Regions from separate parts of the Homo sapiens genome. Here region 2 is linked to region 1. Evidence: chromatin contacts called from ENCODE Hi-C or POLR2A ChIA-PET data. All regions are on one chromosome and are shown on one strand. The core of a region is the stretch at or near the end of the contact, and the rest is flanking DNA. Distances in the headings are between cores, read along the strand shown. Region 1 overlaps GHR (growth hormone receptor). Region 2 overlaps GHR (growth hormone receptor).

The links. Hi-C counts contacts between places; a loop is a spot of excess contacts on that map. ChIA-PET counts read pairs that join two places held with the same protein, here RNA polymerase II (POLR2A). Pooled maps may share reads with other maps.
Region 2: a map of B cell shows a loop between it and region 1 (2.6-fold over the local background). The contact joins two enhancer-like sites. A Hi-C loop is called at or near these places in 4 of 168 maps with a recorded cell type or tissue (B cell, heart left ventricle, heart right ventricle and 1 more) and 1 of 50 pooled maps. POLR2A ChIA-PET finds 5 or more read pairs at or near these places in 5 of 52 experiments (BJ, Caco-2, MCF 10A and 2 more).

Annotation. Positions count from the first base shown.
Region 1 is chr5:42,579,007-42,584,370 of GRCh38, forward strand. All of the region lies in intron 2 of GHR (growth hormone receptor), which reads left to right. Among named protein-coding and RNA genes, the nearest start is that of GHR, 160 kb to the left of the region's middle. Within about 2 kb of position 2,990, at least 2 of the 41 ENCODE cell types and tissues checked have a DNase peak (open chromatin) inside an H3K27ac peak, as active enhancers do.
Region 2 is chr5:42,618,369-42,623,732 of GRCh38, forward strand. All of the region lies in intron 2 of GHR (growth hormone receptor), which reads left to right. Among named protein-coding and RNA genes, the nearest start is that of CCDC152, 140 kb to the right of the region's middle. Within about 2 kb of position 3,028, at least 4 of the 41 ENCODE cell types and tissues checked have a DNase peak (open chromatin) inside an H3K27ac peak, as active enhancers do.

The sequences.
Region 1 (5,364 bases), core at 1,740-4,239:
TTCTGTTGATTCTAAAAGAAACATTCAGGCTATCAAGAAAACCTGTTTTAAACTCTAAATCTGACACTATAGATAGATAGATAGATAGATAGATAGATAGATAGATAGATAGATAGATAGATAGATAGATAGATGATAGATAGATATAGATAGATAGATAGATAGATAGATAGATAGATAGATAGATAGATAGACAGATAGATAGATATAATTCTGCCTAAGTAATTATCTGCTGGTACCAAAGAGATTGACAAAGAGATTCACTAACCTACCAGAATTTCCCAACCTTGTTCCAGGGTATTCTACATTAAATACTCATTACCAAGGAAATTCCACATAAAAGCTGTCATGCTTGATGGAGCCATATTTACATGAAACGTTGCAGCATTTTCTTCTTTAAACCTCTTCTACAATTTGACCAATTCCATGTTCCAGGGAGTACTCAGAGGCTGATTAGGACATGAGTTGTTAGCATGTGCTGCACTAATGGTTATGAGTCACATTTGTTTTGGAAGATCACCCTTAAAGCCTGTCACTCATGCTTGTTTATGGGAAATACAACAACTTAAACATCAGTTAACAAATCCCCATGAATGCATGGTCATATTTGAGTGCTTCTAACAAATGCTTCCTTTCATTTCTCCCTTGACAGCCCTAAGAATTAAAGGCTGGTAGAGCAAACTGGGAGACATCCATGAACATTTATTAAAGGAAGCATAGGAGAGTATGATAACTGCAAAGCCAGCTGTTTATATTATTGGTGTGAGATTAAATTTCATCAGTCTTAAAACCTGCTTTTTACCACTAGAGAAATCAATCTGCCATATTTAAGGTTACATTAACGTGGAACATTCCACGTACTGAACTGTCACATGCCTTTAAAATAACCATGCCATGCTGTTTTTTTTTTTTAAAATCATTACACATGAAACAAACAGCTGACAGGTGGGGATCTATTGGTATATTCAAGTTTTTCATGTGAAAATTTCCCCCAATATTAGTGGTAATCACAATTTGATTATGAGAAACAAACATACCATATATAGGCAGAACTATATATCAGTAGCCTTTATATTTGACAGCTCACTGTAAAATCCATACTATGATTCAGTGAACATATTTATGTCTTATATCTGGGTTGATCTGGTTGCCTTCAGCTTTCCTCACTTGAAAAAACTATACTTAAAAAACTGTAATTTAATGTTAAAGTTAATTAACACAGCAAATACTTATTGATGACCTATTATTTACTGGGTACTATTTTCGGTGCTTGCAATGCCTCAATGAACAAAAGAGATAAAAACCTCTATGGTCATGCTGCTTGCTTTAGTGAGATATATGTGTGTTTGTGGGGTGGAGGACATGAATGTGAGGCAGACAATAGGCTACAAAAATAATAAATTATCTAGTATTTTATAAGGTGGAAAGAGCTATGGAAAACTGCCCCATTTGTTCCTCATCTGAGTATACCCAAAAGTTGATCTTTAATATTTTATATGAGTCTCCTAGGTTCTAAATGTTAGAAACTAATTAAAAATAAATTGAAACTAAACTAAATATCTTTGTGATCTCTCTGGCTAGAAGCCTCAGGACCAGTCCTCACTGTTTACTGATGAGGAAGCCGAGGCCCAGAGAATTAAACGATGTAGCCAAGATTTCAAGCAGTTACTGTCAGAGGTAGGACCAAGACACACAACCTCCTTCTCTAGTGTGTTTTTCTCAATCGGTTGGCATTTAACAGCAAGTGTTTTAGTTGAAAAAATTTATTTGAAAATCTGTTTGAAACATGACAAAATAGGAAATACCTGCTTATTCCCTCACTGCAGAGTGGTCCTCAGCAGAAAGAAGATTTTGAAGTTTATGAATTATGTTCAGACAAGACCCTTATAAAATCACTCTCCTCTCTCCAGTGGCAGAAGCGTGGCCCCTGACTCCTCACCCACCTTCATTCATCTTTCGTATTCCTTGAAAATTACCACTGAGTATTTTCCTTCTGCTTCCTGCAGCACCAGCAGAAAAGATGAGGATGCGTCTCTTGATTGCCATTACAAATCTCTTTCTTATGCTTGTTTCCATTCTTATTCTGCACATAACTTGGACTTGGCCATCATTCTTAGAGCTCCTCTAAATTGTTTGATTAAAAGATTGTTTATAAGTCCAGAGTCAGAACGGAATTGAAAAGGCACTGCACATTATGATGGAGAGGAATAAACTCCAGTCAAAAGTCATGGCTTCTGGACTCACCACCCTAAGGCAGCCTCACTGGAACTTGCTTTTCCAACTGTCAGTGGAGTTTTAGAATTTTCCTACTTGCAAGCTTGTTGTGAGGATTAAACGGTTAAGAGAGATTGTGTCTGTTATGGAATTGTGAAAACTGTAAGTTGCAGTCCACACTGTAGAAATCTTAGTTACCTCTGCCCTTTCTTTCTCTAGAGACAGGTTGCTAGTGGAATAGACAAGTTTGCCATTAATTTGAAGGTTGCATTAAGCATATATTATGTTAGTGAAGTTGGTCTTCTGAAAGTTGGAAGGGACCTCAGAGGTCCTGTATTAGACCAACTGTGGCTGTTCCTTAGAATAAGCTGGAAGTTTTCTGAAAAATACAAATTCTGAAGCCTCATACATAGAGATTCTGATGTGGAAGATCTGGAATTGATGGCAGCAGCGGCCCATCTGGAGCCGCTGCTGTGAAGATGCCGGCTGTAGTGGGGGAGGTGCGGCTGTGGTTGTGCCCTCCACAGAGCTGCCAGGTGGGAAGCCTGACCCTTCTGAGTTGGCAGGTCTGAAGCCCAGTGCTCTTCAGGCACAGTTGCAGCTGCCCATCTGTGCCTCTAGACCTGGGCATCCCCGTGCTCTCGGGGGCCCAGGAAGCACCCCCTGCTCCTGCAGGCTTGGAAGTGCCTGCTATCACTCCCTGGCCTCTCCCTGCACCTGCACCCAGCACCCGCTCCGGGGTGAAGCAAAGTCATGGCCAAGCCTGGATGCTGTCATGACCTGGTCAGGTGTGCACACACTCGGAGCAGTGCTGACACACCAGCCCCCTGGCACATAGGCACTCTCTGGACTTTGGACACCAACCAGCATGGGAGGGAGACTGAGAGGGCACTAAGGGGTGGTTCAGCGCAGGCCTGCAGGCGCCCCTTGGCATGAACAGCCTGGGTGCTGTGGATGACATGTAGATGGTGGCAGAAGGCAGACAGGCTCCTGGGCAGAAAGAGGCCAGTCCCCAGTGAAGCTCCACCTTCAAGCCAGGGATGGCCGGAAGCCTTGTGGCTGAGCTATCAGTTCCAGGTGGAGTCCTTGGCTGGGAGTGAGAACTTATGGTGCTTTATCCAGGCCTTCCCATAGCCACCCATGGACCAATAAGCACACCCTTCCTCCCTTCTGATCTCATAAAATCCCTGGACTTATCCAAACTCGGGCAGATGTCGGGATGACCTGCCTATGGATAAGAGCTACCCACTTCAGGTCTCCTGAGAACTGTACTGTCACTCAGTAAAGTATTTCTTCACCTTGCTCACCTTCCAGTTGTCTGTGTATCTCATTCTTCCTGGATGTGGGACAAGAACTCAGGACCCACTTAATAGCAGGACTGAAAGAGCTGTAACACGAACAGGGCTGAGACATGCCTTCCCTGCCCACCACATTGTAGGTGACAAGAACAGAAGAGCTACAGCCCTTTGGGGAGCCCAGACCTGTGTGACACCCTCTTTGGGGGCTCTGCGGTTTCTGTCATCTCCATGCTCCCAGGCGTCACCACATTCCCCTCGTCCAGATGCAGTTGCCCACGGTGGAAGCCATTTGCGTACATCAGATGCAGCCGCAGGCTTGCATGGAGCTGGTGCCTGTGCTGGTGCCTGGAGCTGCTCACCCCACCACGGCAGCTGGTGTACCTGGCTGTACACAGTGGCTGAACCCCATGCTTACCCACTCACGTATCCCTCATTGCTCCACGCCTGGCTTGCCCTTGGCAGGCATGGGGTCCAGGCTGGTAGCGCAACCCGAGCATAGCCTACCAGGCCGTTGGCAGAACAAGCCCATTGGGCCCGAGCAAAACTTGGGCAAATGTGCCACCAGCCACAAAAAGGAAACACAAAAGTTTCCAGCTGGAAAAGCAAGACCTGAAGAATCCTGCAACAGAATGATGCTCTGGAGTGTTTTCTGTGTTAGGTGTGCTTGTTTGTTTGACTAAACCTCCAAACATGAGTCTGAAGATTAACCAGTTTGGGAAGCCTTGCTTCAGCTTTCTACTGACATTAAACTCCTTCTCCTCTCCCATTTCTGTCTTCACTTAGAAATGGAAACCCACTAATTACTCAAGATCTTACCTTTTCCATTCAGTCAACTAGGCCCTTGCACCCCCATTACTTTGCGTTCCACCTTGACAATTGCTATTGCCAAACATCGGCATTAATCTATTTTGACATCTTCTTTCCACCTGCTGCCCTCTAGTGGAAGTGCTGACAAGCAGCAAAATATTTAACTGGGAACAGCAGGAAAGTGACCAGTTTGAGCTGGCCAGTTCACACAAGTCAGCGCAGGTCCCCAGCATGATGTCTACAGACTACAGCTATGCCAGAAATCGTTAGGATGGCCTCCAGCTGTTTGGACACTATTTGCACACAAGTTACATTTAGAGCAGAACTTTGTAAAGACCCTGGCATTTATTCAAGGGCTTTTTAAAGGTTTCAAAAATCTACCTGGAAAACATTACCCTTGGGATATTTTTGTTTCTTTGTCCCTCATTTTCTTCTTTTGTCATTTACCCAAATTCTTCTTCTTGCAAAAGAAGGTGGTTCTTTCCTGCCTTCCCTAACCTTTGAATTTTCCAAATCTTGCAAAAAATAAAGATATATATATCTTTAAATAAAGATATATATATATATATATAAATTCTTACAGTTTAGAAGCTTCCAGTCACCAGGTGAAAGGAATTCACATGAACTGAAAATTGACAATGTAAAGGACACTGTGTTCTCCTACTGTTCCTCCAAGTCTCTTTGCGGTCCGTTAGTAGTCTTCTTTTTTCCAGGAGACACTGAAGTTAAGAGAGTTTAAGAAGATTGTAGTATGTCACAAAGCAAGTGGAAAAGCTAGCACTAGAACTCAGGTCTGGCTGATGGAAAACCCTTATGTATTTTTTTTAATGTGCTTCTTTGGTGTTTAGTGATTATTTAGTCTTCCGTGAAGTAATAAATAATAACTTGCATGGTAAATGTTATTAAGGCTCGAGGTACTAAATTTATAGCAAAAGTCATTCAGCTTTTTTTTAAATGAATGTTTAATAATCAGTGTGTCTCTGCATAATCTCCAATTACTCCTTTTAGCAGAGGAACATGGCAGGAATGCAGGTAAGTTTGGGTG
Region 2 (5,364 bases), core at 1,778-4,277, 39 kb after region 1:
ACAGATAAATCCGTAAAATGTATGCATTTTTCTGCTAAGACTGCTAATTAATTTAAAAAGAGATTGTTAGAATAAAAGGTCAGAGAGTAAACATATTACAGATATTTATTGAGAGCCTGCTGTGTGCAGAGTTGGAAAAAATAAAATGAGGTTGCTCCTTTCAACAGACTTACAATCTAATTGAGGGAGCGACAGCATAAATGTATGCAAAGCAAATAATGCAAGATACAGCATAAGACATAATTAACTATCAGATGAGTGACATATATAATAAATACCATTAATTCACAGGCAATCGTAATCAGAAGCACTTAACTTACTATGTGCCAGGCATTCTGCTCAGTACTTCACATACATTATTTCATTTTTTTGAAATATTATTTCTACTTTATAGATGGGAATTGGCTCTGATCTTCCCCCTATTCTGGAGAAAGCAAGGATAATGGTGTAAGGTAGACAAAGACCCAAGCAGACATGTTGGTCTGGGGCAAAGGTCCATTTAAGGGAATGGAGAGAAATGAACCCTGGGGCCAGCATTAGTCTGTTTACAACCATATCCCAGTGCCTAGTATAGTGCCTTGCACATAATAAGTGCTCAATAATATGTCTTGAAAAAACAAATGGCCCTCTGGTCTGTGCCTGTAATCCAGATCAAGTACCATGGAATAAAGTTAATTAGTGAATTAAAGCCACATACCACATAGCTTAAGGACCCATCCCCAAGACCTCCCAATTCCCAACTATGACAATAAAGGATTGCAGTGGAAAAGATACATCATAAGGGGAATAGCAATAGCAATTCCAGCTCACTGGGGTCTATTTCATGGAATCTGACATGGTGAACAGTTCATAAGTTTATTTCCAGGCTGCAAGACCCTGCAACATCTGGCCTCTTGCACCTCCACAACCTCAAATCCTTCTATTCTTCTCTCACTCTCTCTACTCCTGCCACACATACCTCCCTTCTACTCCTCAAACCCATTTCAGGGCCTATATTCTTGCTTCATATTGCCTGGAATGTTCTTCCACAAAACATCTGTGTGGCTCATTACCATACCTTCAGATCTATAACAGCCACTCTCCCCACATCTTCCCAGCTGCCTGACATTATAATACACATCTATTTCCTTATGTGTTCATCCCCGTACACACTAGAACATGGGCCCAGGAAGGCAGAATTCCATCTGCTGTTTTTGCCATTGAATGCCCAGCAACTAGGACAGTGCCTGGCACATTGTAAGTACTCACACACAGCAACTCTAACTCAGGATTACTTTTTCTAGCTCTGAAATACCTACTTCCAAGAGAACGAAATTTATTCAAGAAATGTTGGATGGAAATTGAAGAGTGAGCTTGGAAACGAGACACAGAGTGGCAGGAGCCCAGACCAACCTGTTTATGAAAGATGCCTTTGCCCATAGAGGGAAAAATACACCTTAAAACCTCTGCCAAAGTATATGCTTTCTTAGGACACCTCTGACATGCTGAATTGCACCTGGTCTGAACAAGATCTATGAATTTGCCAAAACAACTAATTCCTGTGATTTAAGAGTCACTACTACCAGTATCAGCCTAGTAAACAAGTACCAAGCAACGAGCACCACATATGTCAGTATCCAAAGACAAACATGCTGCTGCATGCAAAACCAGACAAATGCATTCACGCGGGTGACAGTGAGTGGAAGAAATTAATCTTATTTTTATTATTTTTTCCCTTATCAAACACTAGCAAGGGACTAGATGTCATAAATCTAGTTAAAATATGTTGACTTTGCCTCAAATTTGAGCATTCATGGTTCCAAAAGGACACTTGTTATAGGATCTGATGATGTACTTTAGAATCTTCTTTTGTGCAAATTGAGACTTCAGAGAACTCAAAATATATGGTAAATTCAAAGTAATATTATAAGTAAAATCATAATGCCTCACAACATTTTTTGAAAGTTAAATATTTAGTAATTTTACAAATATGTATTGAGCACTCCCTATATTTAAGGAACTATGCTAATGCTGTGATGGATCAAAAGGAGAATAAGCCATGATCCTTACCTTCAGACTTCAAGCTTATTATTCATTGGGCAGTTAGATAACTAACATATCAGACATGGAATAATAAGTGCCATTGTCCAGATATTAAAAACAAAATTGGTGTTGTGGAAGCAAAAAGAATGTAGAGATGGATCCCAACTAGGAGAAAGAAAAATTGCTTCCTAAAGAAGACACAGATTGACCATGAAAGGTGGATGGTTCTACACAGGACTAGAAGGTAGGAATTCTTCATTTGTTGGACTTGCTAATTTTTTTTGGTGTAAATATACCCACTGTTGTTGATTTAAAGTTGATAACGTGATGCAACTGAACACAGAACTGGGAAGAGAAGGTGGCTCCAGCACGCTACCTATGAGTCACCAGCTGAGCTCCAGACTTAATTAAATCAACCTCCTCACTACTATTTTGAATGAGTGAATTCACAAGTCTTAAAAAGATCTATGATAACATTATAAGGGAAGAGATAGTCACTTCTGTCATTCTCCCTTACATCTCCATCTCACCTTCCAATATTCTGTTTGAATATCCTTCCAATTTCAGTCATATGTTCCTGGCTGGCCTACCTAGGATTAATATTGGCCCAGTGCCAAAATGTGATTCTATTTATTCCTTTTAGCATTGCTGTGATTAATCTGCGCTCCTGTTATCCCATGGCATAGCAAACTCTCTTACTGATTATGGCCTGGTATTGACACCTCTGCTGTTCTCCATAACGAAAAGCAGCTTTTGGGGTGGCTAGCTGGGCAGGATGTTTTGCTGCTCTTGTAACAGTAGGAAGGAAAAGCTGGAGGAATTACTGGGAAGCTTTGCAGAAGGAAGATACAGGCCAGCTGAGAGCCAGCATTCATATTGCCTGTTCCTTTCAGTATTCTTTGTGAAAACACCACCACCAATGTGTTCCCTGGACGTCACTACTGCACCTTTAACTGGCCTTATTATGCTAGGGACTGCATTTGAAAAGCCAAACTCTAGTATCTGTCTGTAATTGCAAGCGGATATCTCAGCACATGCACAAGCTTATGTCAGGAGGATGTTTATGAAAAACTCACCAAGCAGAACACTGCTAGACAGGAAATAAATATGTGAAGCTTGAAGTTGTTAGGAAACTTCCACATTTGTCCCTCTAAGCCAGAGATAGGACCTGTGAGAAAAGAAGGTCTTTATCATTGCGCATTGATTCTTGCTGAACCCCTGCTATTCTCAAAATACATTTACAGCAAAATGTGGCTACTGCAGATGTATTTAAACATGTGCTTTTTTAAATGACACTGGTTTATCTTCCAAGTTTGTTATCTACTATTTTACTGTAAAGCATTAAAAAGTGTTTGAAACCACCAGCACCATTTCACAGTTCCTGTTTTATTTGTTTAAATTCTCTAGCTCATGTAATATGCTGTATGATTTACTGTTCAAGTAGAGAAGAAATACACTCCCTCATGGAGATGTGGGGAGGTAATACTGTCTCTTGGAAGGGCTCAGAGATTTCCTGTTTAGATTACACAGGCTTCTTTAGAGCTGCCAAGAGTCATAACATGTACGAGATAATACACTTTGGTTCAGGAAAAACTATGGATAGGAATGTAATTAATTCACTGAGCCACAAAAGATATTCCAGCTTAGAAATGTCACTGCACTCAGGCCTGGTGGACTCAGTATGCCAAGGGGTAGCCATGACCAAAAAGAGGATTGCTGCCTGAGGACCCACTGAGTAGTATCCAACCACAGAGCAAAAGGAGGGGGCCTGGCTGCTAAGGACATCACACGTCTCACCTGCTTCTTTGAGAATTGATCCCTGAAGGGTATTTCTGCCCAAAGCCTCAGCAACCTGGCTTCATCAATATAACTTTGTGATGCTTGTGACATTGAGATCAATCAATCAGCATGTACTTTATCAAGTGCCTCCTCATGAGTACCAATTGTGGCACATAGTGGGGAAACCCTAGAGGCAGAGCCCTGCAGAGGATATGGTGATTCTGACCAGAGCAAGAAGGTATAGTGAAAAGTTTCCTAAATATATTTTGTGTCTTGTCATAAGAATCACCTGGCAGGGAGGGGTATGGAAGGGCAAGGTAAGCATACACATTCCCAGGACCTTTCCAAAATGTAGAGTGACCAGGGACTTAGAGATTCAGACTCTATCAATCTGGGGCAGGGCCCTAGACTTGGTATATTTAATAACTGCTGTGTGAGGCCCTTTACATGCATGACCTCCTGTAATTGTATAGCTTGGTTGCTGTATATGGTACTATGTTTACTTGTGTTTGCACTGTCTATTCAGGGGTGTTTCTAAATGCCATTGCTACACAACTGGTGAATTATGATTCTTGCCAGAACATTGATTCTCCTACTCTTGCTTCCTTAATGACACACTAGAGAACTGGGATTGGCTGCATTTAGTCTCAGGATGAATCATTGCCATAAGTAGATTTCCATCCCCTACTCCACCAACTCATTTGCCAAACACCCTTAAAGAACAGAACCCACTGCCTACATGCAGCCTGCACCAGGAGGGCCTAAATGGTCTAGCTGGGTTTATGACAACATCCCGTCTTCACATCAGCAAAACCCTAAGTGCACAAAGTCTAATGTAAACACAATGTCAAGTTCTCCATAGGAAAAGACATGTCCCTGCTGTCAAGGTAGTGACTAGCAATAATAATAATGACAAAAACAATAACAATGATAAGCATATATAACACTTACTTATCACTAATTATATTGTAAATGAAATGATTTGCATGTACTAACTGATTTAAATCTTATATATATATAGATACTTTTACTCTCTCAATTTTAAACACAGAGAAACCAAGACCTAGATACGTGTTTCTGTTGAGAAGTTGAGTACAAGGTTGAGTGTAAGTAGGGAAAGTTCAACTGCAGTCAGTTCTAGTCTTGGTAAGTACACTGTGAGGCGCTCCACCCCAAGCATAGCAAATTAATGGTTCCCCAGTGTTTGCAGAATCAAAATTAAGTTCTTTGGCTAGGTTCTCCCTGATGTGCCCCTGCTTCTTCCCTAATTCAACACATCCCCAGCTCCATCCATGCATTCCCAACACATCACAGCTCTTTACATGCCCAGGCTGTGTCTTCTGCACCTTTGTACCTTCTGCACCTTTGTTTCCTTGGCCCCAACTGCCCTTTCTTTTCCTCCACATTACCCTTTATCCCAAATTTAGCACCTGTCTCAAGGAGTCACCTTCCCAAGGAAGTTTCTCCAAATTTGTTAACAGATATTCCATTGTTCCTCCAATGCTTGACCACTCTTCCTTTATAGATCCCTGCCTAGAAAAATGTGGGCTCACTGAGGCCAGG